Regions from separate parts of the Homo sapiens genome. Here regions 2, 3, 4 and 5 are each linked to region 1. The links are chromatin contacts, found by Hi-C or POLR2A ChIA-PET in ENCODE. All regions are on one chromosome and are shown on one strand. The core of a region is the stretch at or near the end of the contact, and the rest is flanking DNA. Distances in the headings are between cores, read along the strand shown.

Region 1 (2,860 bases), core at 181-2,680:
GTTCTATATAAGGGTCCTGAAAGCTTCTAGATTGGTCCTGAAAGAAATCCTATCTCCTGTAGCCAGAGAGCCAAGGTTTTTGAACAGGAAACCCAAAGTTTCATCCTGTGGGTGGCTGAATTATAGCCAAAATTGAATTCCAAACCTCATAGAGTCTCTTTTATTAAATTTAGGACATTTACTGGGAAGGAGTGGGATTCTGAGGTTTGGGAAGGGAATATATGAGCAAATTCTAGTTAATCTGGAAACCTAGAGCCCTTAATTCTGACAGCTTTCCTTGCCTTCTTGGCCAGTAGAAGCAGTCTGCAGCCGTGCCTGAGGAAGTTAGTCTCCCTTTTCTTGAAGAATCTCTAATGCCCACCACCGCCCATTAGTACTGCATTGAGAGCCCTACTAATCTTCATTAAGTTCTACTCCCACTCCTTTTTCTTCCTTTTAGACCTAGAGTTGACTCAAGTCTCAAACCTGTGATGGGATATGATACACATCCAAAGAGTTGCATGATCTGCCAATTAATATCAACAAACCCTGGGAAATAAGAATGACAATGTATCTTAAGAGTGTGGGATTAAGATGGAAATAATATACAATTGTATCATGGTATATGTTTTGAAGCGGATTTATTGATTCAGTGTCTTAGCTTGAGGGTCTAATAATGGCACTAATAATTTTCTCAATCGGTTGGCTGAATCATGGAACCAGAGGTGACCTATACGACTTGAGGTTAAAATGTCAGAACGTTCTTGGTATAACATCGAGAAACATACCCAAAGGCTCAGGGAAGTTAGAATGCAAGAGTGAGTTCCTGTAGCAGACCTGCTCACCCACCTGGATGTGCCTTTCCCTCAGCTGAGCCGCAGTGCAGACTTCATACTCAATTGTAAGCCATGGCATTACCAGTCAACGTGAGCCATCATGAACCCGTCATTATCTGATGTACTTTTCCAAGGATTTTATTACATGTTATTGCAACTCAGGGAGATAGGCAAGATTTATTCTATTGCTACTTTTCTGAGTTGAGAAAATTGAAGTTCACTTAACATTATGCATTTTGAATATTGATAAAAATAGTACATGTATCTGTGTAGCTATCAATTTGAATAGGTGAACAATCACGATAATAATGGATCGATAGTAAATTTATTCAGTTATGAACAGTGCATTCAACCACATCTAAGGATAAATATTAAGCAAAAACAATTCAAGTCACAAACTTAAAATACTCTAAGTAAGGTCATGCCAAACTACTTTAAGAATATATCTGTGGTAAAAATACATTCTAGGCTACATTACATAGAGTGAGATTTGTGGGAAATAACTTGCCCTTTTCTTCTATTAAAGGGCAGAGTTTTTTGGAAAAAAAAAAAGATAGTTCAATTTCCTCTCTCCAAGCTGTCTTTTTAAAATAACATAACATAACACATAGTTTGACACAACTCCACATGACTCAGAAGCCCTTCTTAAAATAAGACCAGACCACATTCATGGAGGCTGAGTCACCTCTAACCTTCCAAACTTGGTGAGGATTACTAACCAGAACATATTTTTATTCCTAAGATAGTATGAGAAAGTTCTGATCTTGACAGTTCACGTAACATTCAATCAATTATACCATTGCTCTATCTCTAAAGTTTTCTTTTTCTCCTTTTCTCAGTGTCTTACCAAGAATGAAAGGCAACCTATGTAAAAACTATGGGCTTTCTAGTATAAATAAAAACTACTCATCTCCAGAAAATAAACAATGACTGCTAAGATGATTGAAAAAAGAAAGGAGAAGAAAGTAGCTTGTAAAAGCGTGTGAAATGCATTCACGTTGGAATCTCCTACAGGCACTTCAGGTAAGAATTCTACCTTATCCTCTGTGTTTTACTCCAGAAAAGCATTTCCTTTTCCAGATCCAGGAAAAAAAAAAACTTTTTAAACAAAATTCAGCATTTTTTAATTAAAAATTGACACTAATGCGTATATCCTAGACTGCACTGCATTGCATATTATGCTGTTGTGTGTGATAAGTTTACGTTTTCACGATTCTGTCTGAAAGCTTAAAGATGTATGTTTTACAAAAATAGCTCTAGTACAATAGGACAATAAAACGTGAACTCTTGAAGATCTGAATTGGAATTATTTTCTGACAGACTATATTTTCAATTTCTTTATTTGATAAATGAAGATGGATAACATTGACCTCATGTGTAACTACAACGAATTCAAGGGTGTGGACATGTTTTTCAGGTCTTCAGACTGTAAACATTTTAAGTGTGATTGCTGTGAATGAAGGAAACCCAGAGCCATCATGACAAGCCTAAACTCAAAGGGGACTGATTTCTTCTACACTGAATGTTTCATTAGTGACAGGGCCCAGATAATAAAGAATTGTGCTCACTTCCTGTGAGTGATGGCTTTCCCTCAATTGTATGCTGAGTAACATTTACAGTATTCATTTTTAAGCACCCATCTTCCTGGGAGCCCTATTTCCCCTAAGCTTTCAATTGATCCTCCTAAGAGCAGAGATCACTTAGGCACTGAGCTATGCAGCTGCTGCCTGAGTCTCCTGGACGCCTGCCCTCACCTCCAGCCACATGAAAAACATTCAAGCTTTAACTTCAGAAATGTTCTCTAACCCACTCCCAGACACCCAACTGATTAAATCATAGATTAGAGGAAAAAATTCTTGCCTGAAATTGTCATCTTGCACGTATGCTGATGTCCAGAAGGACACATCCTGGTGGGAAGTGACTGCATGTTTTGTTCATATTACAAGTCCTGTTGACAAAAGAGAATAATACAGGTGTCCTCCTGAAACTGTCACCACAGTGACCTTCCTCAGTCAAAAAGAAATATAAATATTATTGTGTTTCTC
Region 2 (2,860 bases), core at 158-2,657, 260 kb before region 1:
AAAAGTTAGAAAATAAAATAGTATATAAGATATTTGCATTCATGGTAAAAACTGTAACATTTTAAAGAATTGACTAAAGAAAGAAGTCAAAAGCCTCCCTAGGGAAAAACCCTTTATGTATTAAAGGAACTTACAGATTTGAATAGATGGAGAGACATTCAATGATTCATTAGTATTTTTAGTTTCTAAGTATTATTAAATGATGATTAGCCACATATTAGAAGGTCAATTCCATGTAGGCCTATCAAACTGTTAAGTGTTTTCTTTTTTAGGAAAAAATATAGTGTACATGAATATTTATTCTTTTTACTTATCTCTAGATTTTTTTTGTCTTTTCCTGTTTCAGTGTAGTGATCCAGGGTCACCACCATTGCCAACTCTCTTTCTAACAAATTAACAGCATCTAAAACACAACTGCCTGTGTGTCTGAGTTAGTACAGTGTGAAAAAAGTTTCTGTCAATATTAGTTTGTAAATCAGAGTTCTAATGGGATGTCCATCCACTTTACAATCAAGTTAACAAGAGAGTCAGAGAGATGAGGAAGAGGAAAACATGTTATGGTGACATCCTAGGGTGATGCCAGTGGTTATTTAGCTTGTAACTAAATATCACCTGTCCCACTATTTCACCCAGCTTCTCCTCATCAGAGGGTGCAGGAGTGGGCACCAGAGGCATACGTGTGTAGTTGACCATTCCACGTTGCCACTTCTCCCTGCTGGTGTCCTCCTGCTGCTGTCAACGGTGGAGGGAGAGCTAGCCTAATGAATTATGACGGGAACATCACTGTGGTTTAGAATTCCATATAGGAAACAATGTCATGATTTTGGGGGATAGAATTAAAAATTAATATTTTAAACATATTAAACCCATATATTTGATATTTAATATTTTTATTATTAATTTTAAAATACATAAAGCTTCTGACAAATTATTTTTATTTATTTTGATATTCATGGAGAGAAAAATATGTGGTAAAGTACTACTCTACACTGAAATACTTTATTTAAAGTTATTGAATGCTTTTAAGCAAGGTAGTTTAGAGAATTTTGAACTATCTATACAGTGGTTTTTTAAGATTCCTAGAGAAAAATTATGCTAAATAACAGGCTTTTTGAGCACTGATAATGATACTAAGTTACTTATTCAAACGTGTCTTTCTGCCAAGACCAAGTTCCTTGAGAGCAGATTCTTAAATGCAGCATCTTGGTTACCTTTGCTTACTTATTTTTTAATTTCCTTATGTTTATCTTTGTTTACTTACACCTAATCGGTGCTCAATAGACTTTGCTGAAACAAAATGACGCCTTGTGGTTGACCAGTGTCTCATTACCAGGCAGCTTGCCCTGGAGAAAAATAGAGCAGTTGGTTTAAATCAAGACGCTCTGAGAATTAGCTAAGTGATTTACCTCTGCCAAGTAGGAACTATAAATACTGTCAGACTAAAAGCACCCGTTGCCTACCTACTGTGTACTGAGCATCATTCAATTGGCACACCTACTCAATAATTGTGAACAGATGGAATTAGCGCATAGAAAAGAGCATGTGTTTTTCCCTCTCCATCCACACATACCAACCTAGAAAAATAGAATTCTCCATCATGGTATTTTTTTTTCTAACAAGGACATCGTCAAATGTATTAGTCAAACTTGGAGTCCCTCCAAAACTAAAGCTTACTTCTAAATTTAGAACTAATGAGCTCTCTGTGTGTACCAAAGTAGAAAGCACATATTTTCTCTGTTAGCATTGAGGCCTTTTATTCAACATAACTCTACTGCGAAAGAGAATATAAATGTTTCTTCTTTAGTGTTACTGGCTTGCAAAACTCAGTCACTGGGAAAAACATGAACACTAGGGAAGAATGATAGGTTTGTAGAGAACATTCATTTCAGAGAATGGTAGAATCCTCCATTTAACAGGTCTTTAAAGATCCTCCAGCCCAGCGCTTCTTAACAGCTAGAATTCCTTTTAAAATGACACCTTGGGTGATCTCCAGTGCTCTACCTACCTCCAGCGTCAAGGCAGCTCCATCCACATCTGAGTTGCTTCAGTGGAGGGTCCCCCTGGCACAAAACCAAACTCATTTTTGCTATTGCCTCCCTCAGTGACTTCTGAGTTTACTTTTTGGGACACACAGATTGAGGACTCTTTCCTATGACACTTTCCTCGTGCTTGATGACAAACAACTACCGCATGTTCCCCTCTCCAGGTTTCTCTTCTCCATGCCAAAAACTTGCATGTCTTAACCCTTCCTCAGTGCCTCAATTTCCAATTGCTTCATCCTTCTGGCCACATTCTTGCCATGTTCTCCATAATACAACTTATTAAAGATGGATATCATGACATTTAAAAGAAGTTAACTGTGGCAGAAATATAAAAAATGAATTCCTAGGGAAGGTACTCAGGTCCCAGCTACTTGTCACAGCAGAAATGAGTGATTTTTAAAATTACACTTGAGAGTAAGTCCAGGACGATTTTACTTACAGAATAAAAGGAAGTAATAATATTTGAGAACAGGGAGATGAAAGACCCAGGAACACCTTTGAGACCTACTTTGGGAGGTTAGTGGAAAATTATACTCTTAATTTTAAACCAGAATATAAAGAATAGGGTCAATTTACCTGTAGGAAGACAGACATACTTCATTGAATGTGTTCTGTTAAATTCTTATAAAATTCCCAGGTAGATGAGTCTATAGAATAGTTAACCTATCTATACCTTGGTTATATAGGAAAGCATCTCGTAGCCTGGTGTTCTCACCCAAGACAAGCCCCACAGCTGTGCTTAAGCAATTTAGGGTGCTGAAATGTAACTGAATTCTTCTTTTTCACAAATGTCTGCTCTTTTTTGCTGAATCGCAATC
Region 3 (2,860 bases), core at 144-2,643, 210 kb after region 1:
GCATCATTTGCAACTATTTCAGCATATGAAGAAAAATTTTGTATGTCCGTTAAAAATGACTGAGAGTTTGCATTTTGCAAAACAACAGGATACAACAGTGACAAACATTTGGAGATCAATGTTCTAAAGCATCCTGAAACATCCTTTCTCCCACAAAATTACCTGAAAATTCACATACTTTTTATTCATTTGAATAGCTTTGTCACTTTTCTCAAAATAGTGATCAATGAGAAATTCGCTTTATTATATGTTTCTATGATGGACTATGTATTATTTTGTTGAATTAAATAACAATTCATCACCATTTTAAATGATTTTCTTTCTTGAAGCTATTATTTCTGATGAAGTTCACTTTGTTTGGATTTAGAAAATCCACTCGGAGGGAATGTTTACCTTTCCTTTAATAATATGCTTTATACACGTTTTAACAGTAATCTTACAGCATTTTACAAATATGTATTTATTTATTCATTCATTCATTTATTTAATTATTTTAGAGACAGTGTCTCTATCATCCAGGCTGGAGTGCAGTGGCAAAATCTCAACTCACTGCAACTTCCTCCTCCCAGGTTCAAGCGATTCTCCTACCTCAGCCTCCAGAGTAGCTGGGATCACAGGCGTGCACCACCACACCCCACTAATTTTTGTATTTTTAGTAGAGATCAGGTGTCACCATGTTGGCCGGACTAGTCTTGAACTCCTGATCTCAAGTGATCCGCTTGCCTAGGCCTCCCAAAGTGCTGGGATTATAGGAGTGAGCCACCGCGCCTGGCCTAAAAATGGCATTCTTAGCATCTAGTAATCTTACAACATTTTAACAGACACACACACACATACACACACACTTAAGGACCTTTAGCTTTTAGCACATTAGAAATATATTAGGAGTTATTTTAAATATTAGCTTCATTAGACATACAAAATAAAAGAAATAAAATTACAGTAGATAATTGAAACTTGTAGTACATAGCGCGTAGATGTAACCATCTGGACTCAAACTGGGAGGAGCAAAATATAATCTTAACTGATACGTTCTGTTCTGAACAGATGTTTCCAACCCCACATGGAGGATGTGAATCTCTTAAAATAACACATTTCCAGGAGCAACATTAGAATTATCAGCAACACATTGCTGCTCACTAACCCTAAAGAAAGAGTAAATACAGACAGAATTTCATAAGTGCCTTCAAGATGGGAGAGGATTGTAATTTACTCTTCAGGATATTTTGCTATATGTGATAAGTGCCCAGTAAATATGTGTAAATGCAGCTGTACCCACAATTCTGTTCAGAAGTTTCCATATCCTGAAACTAAGGCAGGTCATGTGTGCATGTGGGTATGTGCTAACCATTCTAAATCAAAGGCGTGTCACCCCTGCCGAAGCCCTCGCTGTCAAGAACTCTCAGCATTCCTTCTCTCGGTTGAAATCCGGGACTAACGTTTCCTCTATTCAGAAACATTCAGTTCTTTCTTGCCCGTGCATGGCTAAGTGATCTTGTCCTTCAGATGAGATCCTGCATCCAGCTCCTTTGCCTGCATGTAACTTTTTCTTGCTTCCGGTGTGACGAATAAACCAGCAGTCATCTTGCTTTTAACCATCACCCAGAGTATTTAAAAGGGAAAAGTGGGAGGCGTCAAAAAAACAGGGGGACATGAAAGACATAGGACAAAAGTAATCATGGATAAAGACTTCCATCTGCTGCACGTGAAACAGTGTCTGTTTACTCTGGACTTTGATGGGTGCCTGTTCTCTACAGCAGGAATGAAGCAAAAAGTGAAACCATAATTCCTCCCCAGAGTGACAGCATTCTGGCCTGGGGAGCCGAAGTGTGCACATGAATCAGTCGCCGTTTCAGGCTAACATGACTGGAGAAGCAGACAGCACCTGGAGACCGGGTCTGGAAAGTGAACCCCACACTAAGTGTACTGAAGTGTGCAAGGGTCTTGGATGGAAAACTAGAATCCCTATTTTTAAAAAAAATCATGGGCATCTAAGGAAAAGAAAATACAGGCTCCAAGTTTTTGAATTAAAGGGGCTTTAGAGCCTGCTAAGCTGACTGACTTGATTCATCCAGAGGTCAGGTGATGTTAAGTGGCATGTCCACAGTGGAGACGCCAGACTCTGATAGGAACCCACTTCTTCGGATCCTTCTAACTTCCCTATGGGGTGAGGCGGGGAGTGAGGAGTTAAGATTGGGAAGCTCAGATGAAACTCTACAATCTAAAAGAGGATTCATTAAAGAATATGGGCCAAAGGGTTCAAAATCTATCACTTTCTCAAAACACAGTGATAATTTATTGCAGAAATAGGCTGAGAAAAATTAGGGTTCAAATGGAAAATCAGAGAGCATTTAGGAGAACATTAGAGGCCCAAACCAAAATGGGCTTTGTTTTGTTTAATTTGGTTATGTTTTGCAATGAGCAAAGTGCTCGGAAAAGGGCCCCATCCTTGAAGTAGGGGGAGAAAGGGCCTTGGGGAGGGTTGGAGGATAGAGGGACGAGAACAGGACGGGGGCGGCAAGGACAGGCAGGGACTCTGCCCCAGGGAGAAGCTTATTCGACGCAATTCCGCACAGTGGGCCCGGGTTGTGTGTCGACCAAGTCGCCCATCGCTCAAGAATCCTTAGTGCAGTGAGCGAGCATAGGGCCTTCAAACTGCTGTCCAGGGGACATTCCTAGTGTGAGGCCAGGCGGGTCCCAATACGAAGGAGAAGAGGGGCTCTGTGTTCCAGGAGCAGGTCTTTGGAGGAGAAAGTCCAGAGATCCTTGCGCAGTGAGAGCAGGTGCCCTTGTGCAGGGAGTCATAGGCTTGGGCTGGTCCAGAGATTTGGGGACAACCCCAGGGCCACTCATCTTTCCA
Region 4 (2,860 bases), core at 140-2,639, 180 kb after region 1:
AGGTCTTAAAGGGTATCCTCAGATCACTGGAACCCAAGTAGGAATTTGGATAAATTATCTCATGTCCCAGTTCTTTTCCTTAACACATTTTTGCCATAATATATACCCTTGAATTTTTAATTGTTTAATGCCTGTCTCTCACTAGTCTACCAAATTACTGAGGATGGAGACCCTATCTGTTTCTTTATTGTTGTATACTTAACATATAACAAAGTGCTTAACACCTAGAAGCCAGGTAATTAATAAACAGTCAGATAAATACATGAGCAACTGAATAATAAAGATAACTCCATATAGTTATATGTGGAAATATATATATATTATATATACACTGTTGTGATTATCGTTATTACTTTTGTCATCACTGTTCTAATTTGGGGTTCAGTTTTTATTAATTATTTATAAAATTTAGTAATTTCTAGATTTACCATAATATAAATTAATTATTACTATCTAATACAAAATTACTGTTTACCAGCAAATTCTCACAAATAATTATTATAGTAACAAGAAACTATTACTATAACTAAATTATTACAAATTATTATTATAGTCTATGAATCCAACAGGAAACAGCAGCTCTTATTTTGAATAGGTAAGGTTTCTAAGCTGGAGGGATCAGGTCTTCCTTATCCAGCTTAATTTCTAGTCCTTCCATGACATTTTTCCAGATAATATGCCGGGACACCCTTAGCATTCCATCAAGTTTTGGGTAAGAATATTTTCCATCTCTGGCCAGCTTGATTTGCCGAGCTGTGCTAGATGTCAGCAGCTGCACTGGACATTAGCTGAGGGTAAATAATGAACATGCATCAGCTTCCAACTCTGTGCCAGCCTGTGCCACATCTTTGGCCCTGGGTAAGGTTAGCCTAAGTGATGCCAGCCAAACACCCTCTGCAGGCTCCTTCCCATCTTCTTGGTTCCCCTTCTTCCCCGATGCACGCCCCCCACCCCCCAAAAAAGTCTGTCACTCCTGCTGCTCAGCCTAAGGCAAGCTATACACAATTGTTGATGCACGAAAGAAGATATGCTGGACACACAAAATGAAACAAACAGAAACTCAAGGCCATCGACGCTAAAGCAACCCTTCTGGCTGGTGTTTGGAGACCAACACAAACTTTCTGGAGCATATGTCAGCATTTAAGATGGGAAAAAAATGGAAATCAAAAGAGTCCCTTTCCCCTGTTCCTGTCTCGCCACTCCCAAACCGTCGTTACTCTGGTCCCTTCAGGTGAAATTTAGGGTTGGTGGAAGGAGGGTGGTGCCCTGGGCCAGGTGGTCAAGAGTAGCATCACAGCTAGTTAAACTCAGGGCAACAGGAAGGAGACTAGACATTAACGACTGAGGTGTAGCTTCCTCTTGGCGGACGTTCCACATTACCACTGACTTTGTGCATCCCTGCTCATCTAAGCTGTGGTTAGATGTCATCTAACTTGTGGTTCTCAACTTTGGCTACCCGTCAGTCACCTGGGGAGCTTTGAAAACTCCTGGAAGAAAAGACCCCGGAGGCACCTCAGGCCAATTGGATCAGAATCCCTTGGGCTTCCAGATGGCTCCGATGCACCATTACAGCTAAAATGCTTGAAAAGGGTCACAAGGCGTTCAGGTGTTAAATCAGACACAGAACAGAAGAAGCAACTGCTCTGTTTAAAAATAAGAGCCACCTATAATGAATGCTATTTTTAAGAGGTTTTATACAAGCAAAATAAAGCATACAGCCAACGCCACTTTCTTTCTTTTTTTTTTTTTTTTTAAACACAGAGTCTTGCTCTGTGGCCCAGCCTGGAGTACAGTGGCACGATCTTGGCTCACTGCAACTTCTGCTTCCTGGGTTCAAGAAATTCACCTGCCTCAGTCTCCTGAGTAACTGGGATTACAGGCATGAGCCACCACACCTGGCTAATTTTTGTGTTTTTAGTAGAGACAGGGCTTCACCATGTTGCCCAGGCTGGTCTTGAACTCCTGACCTTGAGTGATCTGCCCACCTCGGCCTCCCAAGGTGCTGGGATTATAGGCGTTAGCCACCACACCCAGCTTCTTTTACTCTTACAATAAATTTTGCTTTGTTAGAGTGAAAATAACATCAACTGTGTTACTCTGTATGAAAATGTTCTTTTTCCCTGTTTGGTTTTACAGCATCTCCATTCCTACAGCTATAATTTTATATGATGCCTTGCTGGTATTTGCAGAGCAAAAATATTATATATTATATGTAGTTCCTTCTGCCAAAAGGTATAGAAAGTTTTGTAAAACTATGGAAGAGGAAAGAGCATTAGGTTTATTTTTAACTCATAAAAATTTTATTTGCTTTTTTTTTTCCCCTTTACACGGGTTGCTGTTACTTTAAGAGTCTACTGGCATTTAACTGGCAATAAAAAGGGCAAAACAAACTGTTCCTTCCTTTAGATTGTGCAATTTTATTGCGCTGTTTTAGAGGGACCAAATATGCCTTTAAAAGAAATGCATGTTTAACCACCTTCTTTGTGTAAAGCAGTAGGTCTGTGAGTTGACAAACCCCAAGGGTAAGGTAGTGGTTCTGTGTGTGCCTGATGTTTTTCAGGGATACTTAGAAACAATCTGAAGCTGAGTGGCATGGATGGCACTGGCTCCGCATGCAACCAAATCAAAGACGACTGAGTTTAGCTTGAGCCCAATCATGTCTATACTCAAAGTAAACGCAAAGGCGTCTGGAAGACCACGGTGATATACTATGGCTCTAACCAGAGGAATCAGCATAGAATTATATGTTTACACTAAATTGGGAAGCCATTGACCAGAATAAACGTTTCACACTTAATCGATGACACATTTTTGATCATATAGGCAACGCTATCCAATACCAACAGTGGGTTCTATCTTG
Region 5 (2,860 bases), core at 247-2,746, 140 kb before region 1:
AAAGGACATGGCAGTAAACCTCCCGTCTGAGCCTGTAGCTCATGCCTTTGCATGTTTCAGCAAGAATGAAGAATATCAGTCAAGAGTTTCCACATCACGCCTGCCAGGGCTATACCCTGGGTATTTACAGAGTCGAGGACACTGAGACCAATATAACAGGTAGATTGACTGTGATAGAAAAGACGCCTCAAATACAATTTATTCAAGTCTAAGAAATGAAATCTCATTCAGTTTCAGGCCTCATCAACAGCAGGGAGAACCACAAATCACAAACTTCTTTTGCACTGGGAAAGGTGTTGCCATGGGAACAGGGCTGCTGGCCATTTGGCCATCTCACTCATCTCTAGAGGAAGGCAGGTGAGGAAGGTGAGAGTCACAGTCAGGTAGGAAGGCCTGCGATAAGATCCAAGGAAGATGGGGGATGTACTTCTACCATGTGTCATGTTGGTAGCAAATGCAGTAAGAATAAAATGTCACCATCTGATCCACATTACATCTGAATAGAACATCATCTAGCGGCGTTTCCTTGCCTCTATATGATTATAGGCTGTGTTGACATCAAAGAGATATAATAAAGCATATTGGCCTAACAGAACATATTATCATAGAATAAATAAAAGTCCTAAAAAATGAACAGGGGACAGATTGTAAGTGGCTGGGTTTATGCCCATGCTAAGATCACCAAAGCTTCTAACCTCTGGGAGATGGGAAATCATGAGTCTCATAGCCTGGCAGGCTATAGTCTAACAAGACTGGCTTCATGCATATATATTGATCTTTTGATGGTGGTCAAGCATCCCAAGCCATGGACCCTGTTGATATTAAAAATGTGATGACACCCAAAAAACAGTGTGAAATCAGTAGGAAAAAGATTTGAATAAAACGACCAACCCACAGATGTCCAGGGACAAGACCAAGACAATTCCTACCCTGACACAGTGACAAATAGGTGCTAAGTGGACATCATTCGTTTCCTATCTTGTTGGTCTTTCCTGTTGACAAATACCTGTTTAAAGCATGTTTTAATGTTTTCCTCAGTAGGCTCTGCGAAATAAAACCCAAATGGGAAACAGTTCTAGCATATGATCCTATGTAAATTAACAGCAGCAAAAAAGAGGGAAAGAAGAAAAGAAGGAAACCCTCCTTAACACCTCCTTTCACTCACGTTTCCTCATATTTTCCCTTAGTCCTTCAATAGAGCAGCAGTAGAAATACAATGATTTATGAATTCCACGGGGTGAATTCTTGAAGTAATAACACTTACCACCATGAAGTTCTCAGATTTCTTTTCCAAACAGGAACTCTGAGAGCAAAGAAAATTGCTGGACTCTCACGGCCAGGCATTTCATTGTATAGTCCTGGCAACGTGACCCTAATGAGAAGAAGTCCATACTTCAGTTTTGGTTTAGAATTCAGTGACAGTTTGATTGTGGGCTCAACCTCTTCTGCTTCCATTGGAATGTGAGTTACATGCTGAATTAATGAGCAAAAACATTAAGGCTTTGAGTCTGTTTTGCGCTTTCCTAGTTCCCTTCATTTTATTTTCACTGGTTTATTTTATTTTTGTATCTTGATCCAAAATTCATTTGCATATGATTTTTGTGCACACTAAGATCATCCTGAAGAACATGGACTTGTAAAACACTGGGAATCAATTACCCTCAGGAAATCCGTCGACTTGGTGAGGTGTGTCCTTTACAGTTAGTTACTATGAAATTCCCCTTTTCTAAAAATCCTGTCATTAAACCCCATGATGGCTTTCCGTTGCTCACTGCTGATCTTTTGCCTCTCAGTAAGCATGAAGAACACTTTCTCTTTCTTGCTGTGAGTTAATGCTATTTATATTTTAGAAATGCCAGATTCCTTCACAAGTCACTTGAGACTCGGTGGCAAGAATGAATTACCCTGAACTGTCTGTCTCTCTCCTGACAGGTCTGCCTGAAAGGCAGCTTGCCTGGAGCTGCATTCATTGTTATTTCACAATCTGAGAGCCAGCAAGAGACAGTTTTACAAATTTCTAACATAAGGCATAAAATGAAATTCAACAGAAACTAATCTTTCCTTTTTCTAAATTCCTGGCTTTGACCAAATTAGTAGGGAATGACATATTTTGAATCGCTTAGTGTACATACTATTGTATTTCTCTGCAATTTAATCTTATAATCATTGCTCCAGGGAGACATATATTAAAGTTTATTGGCAAATACATTTCCCTTGATTCCCTTTGTTCCAAAATAAAATGATGAATTAAGACTTAGCACATATATTAGCATTTAGTATTTGCTATAGTTTCCACTTTGCACATACAAATAGTGATCTGTACCCTGTGGCAACCAATTATAATACGTGTACTGATATTGTACAATTTTAAATTAGTAGAAAAACTGAGCTGATACTTTAAGCCAGCAAAAAAAAGTTTGTTTTCTAGATTAATGAAATAACAGGATAAAACCTGAAGTGAATATTAATGTGTGTTATCTATGATATTGTCTATCAATTAATATAAAATGCATGTTCTTTTATTTATTCTAGAAATAAATCTACTGTGTTATGATTATTTCTCTAATAATTATGTAACTAATGAACGATTAATCCATGACAATTGGTCCAGCATTTCTTCATGATTTTTTGTTCCCTGGGTAAACCAAAGGTAAACAAATACATGGCTGAGATGCCCAGAGTTCCTAAAGCTCCCTAGGGAATGTCAAAAATAAACAGATCTTCCCAAACATTAGCACTGATCTCCTTTTACATTGAAAGTTCATGTTTAAAGAGAGGGAATTCCCCACCCCAGTAATAGCAGTTGAATCAATAGAAACTGTGATTCTTGCCTCTATTTGTAGTTTTAAAATGAACTCTT

What was found. A loop is a pair of places that touch in the nucleus more often than their neighbours do. ChIA-PET counts read pairs that join two places held with the same protein, here RNA polymerase II (POLR2A). Pooled maps may share reads with other maps.
Region 2: a map of ascending aorta shows a loop between it and region 1 (16-fold over the local background). The contact joins the enhancer-like site here to the promoter of LINC00702 in region 1. A Hi-C loop is called at or near these places in 5 of 168 maps with a recorded cell type or tissue (ascending aorta, cardiac septum, chondrocyte and 2 more) and 10 of 50 pooled maps. POLR2A ChIA-PET finds 5 or more read pairs at or near these places in 1 of 52 experiments (IMR-90).
Region 3: a map of natural killer cell shows a loop between it and region 1 (4-fold over the local background). The contact joins the enhancer-like site here to the promoter of LINC00702 in region 1. A Hi-C loop is called at or near these places in 2 of 168 maps with a recorded cell type or tissue (endothelial cell of umbilical vein and natural killer cell), 2 of 37 single-sample maps with no recorded cell type and 7 of 50 pooled maps.
Region 4: a loop to region 1 is called in a map of tibial artery, with 3 times the contacts of the local background. The contact joins the enhancer-like site here to the promoter of LINC00702 in region 1. A Hi-C loop is called at or near these places in 3 of 168 maps with a recorded cell type or tissue (ascending aorta, endothelial cell of umbilical vein and tibial artery) and 9 of 50 pooled maps. POLR2A ChIA-PET finds 5 or more read pairs at or near these places in 2 of 52 experiments (AG04449 and PC-9).
Region 5: a loop to region 1 is called in a map of chondrocyte, with 7 times the contacts of the local background. The contact joins the promoter of LINC00703 here to the promoter of LINC00702 in region 1. A Hi-C loop is called at or near these places in 3 of 168 maps with a recorded cell type or tissue (chondrocyte, endothelial cell of umbilical vein and heart right ventricle) and 3 of 50 pooled maps.

The regions. Positions count from the first base shown.
Region 1 is chr10:4,242,482-4,245,341 of GRCh38, reverse strand. It overlaps LINC00702 (long intergenic non-protein coding RNA 702), which reads left to right and starts at 1,430. Exons shown (of 3, transcript NR_108040.1): 1 at 1,430-1,519; 2 at 1,655-1,838.
Region 2 is chr10:4,497,683-4,500,542 of GRCh38, reverse strand. No RefSeq gene overlaps it. Among named protein-coding and RNA genes, the nearest start is that of LINC00703, 110 kb to the right of the region's middle. Within about 2 kb of position 1,407, at least 3 of the 41 ENCODE cell types and tissues checked have a DNase peak (open chromatin) inside an H3K27ac peak, as active enhancers do; they include ascending aorta, where a contact is called at or near this core.
Region 3 is chr10:4,033,949-4,036,808 of GRCh38, reverse strand. The region is part of intron 2 of LOC107984195 (a long non-coding RNA gene); the gene reads right to left. Among named protein-coding and RNA genes, the nearest start is that of MIR6078, 44 kb to the right of the region's middle. Within about 2 kb of position 1,393, at least 12 of the 41 ENCODE cell types and tissues checked have a DNase peak (open chromatin) inside an H3K27ac peak, as active enhancers do; they include natural killer cell, where a contact is called at or near this core.
Region 4 is chr10:4,058,485-4,061,344 of GRCh38, reverse strand. All of the region lies in intron 4 of LOC107984195 (a long non-coding RNA gene), which reads right to left. Among named protein-coding and RNA genes, the nearest start is that of MIR6078, 69 kb to the right of the region's middle. Within about 2 kb of position 1,389, at least 6 of the 41 ENCODE cell types and tissues checked have a DNase peak (open chromatin) inside an H3K27ac peak, as active enhancers do.
Region 5 is chr10:4,382,882-4,385,741 of GRCh38, reverse strand. LINC00703 (long intergenic non-protein coding RNA 703) reads right to left here and starts at 1,496. Exons shown (of 2, transcript NR_108055.1): 1 at 1,265-1,496. LOC105376372 (a long non-coding RNA gene) reads left to right here. Exons shown (of 6, transcript XR_001747337.1): 4 at 1-159; 5 at 232-366; 6 at 1,299-1,528. RefSeq lists a silencer at 1,131-1,425.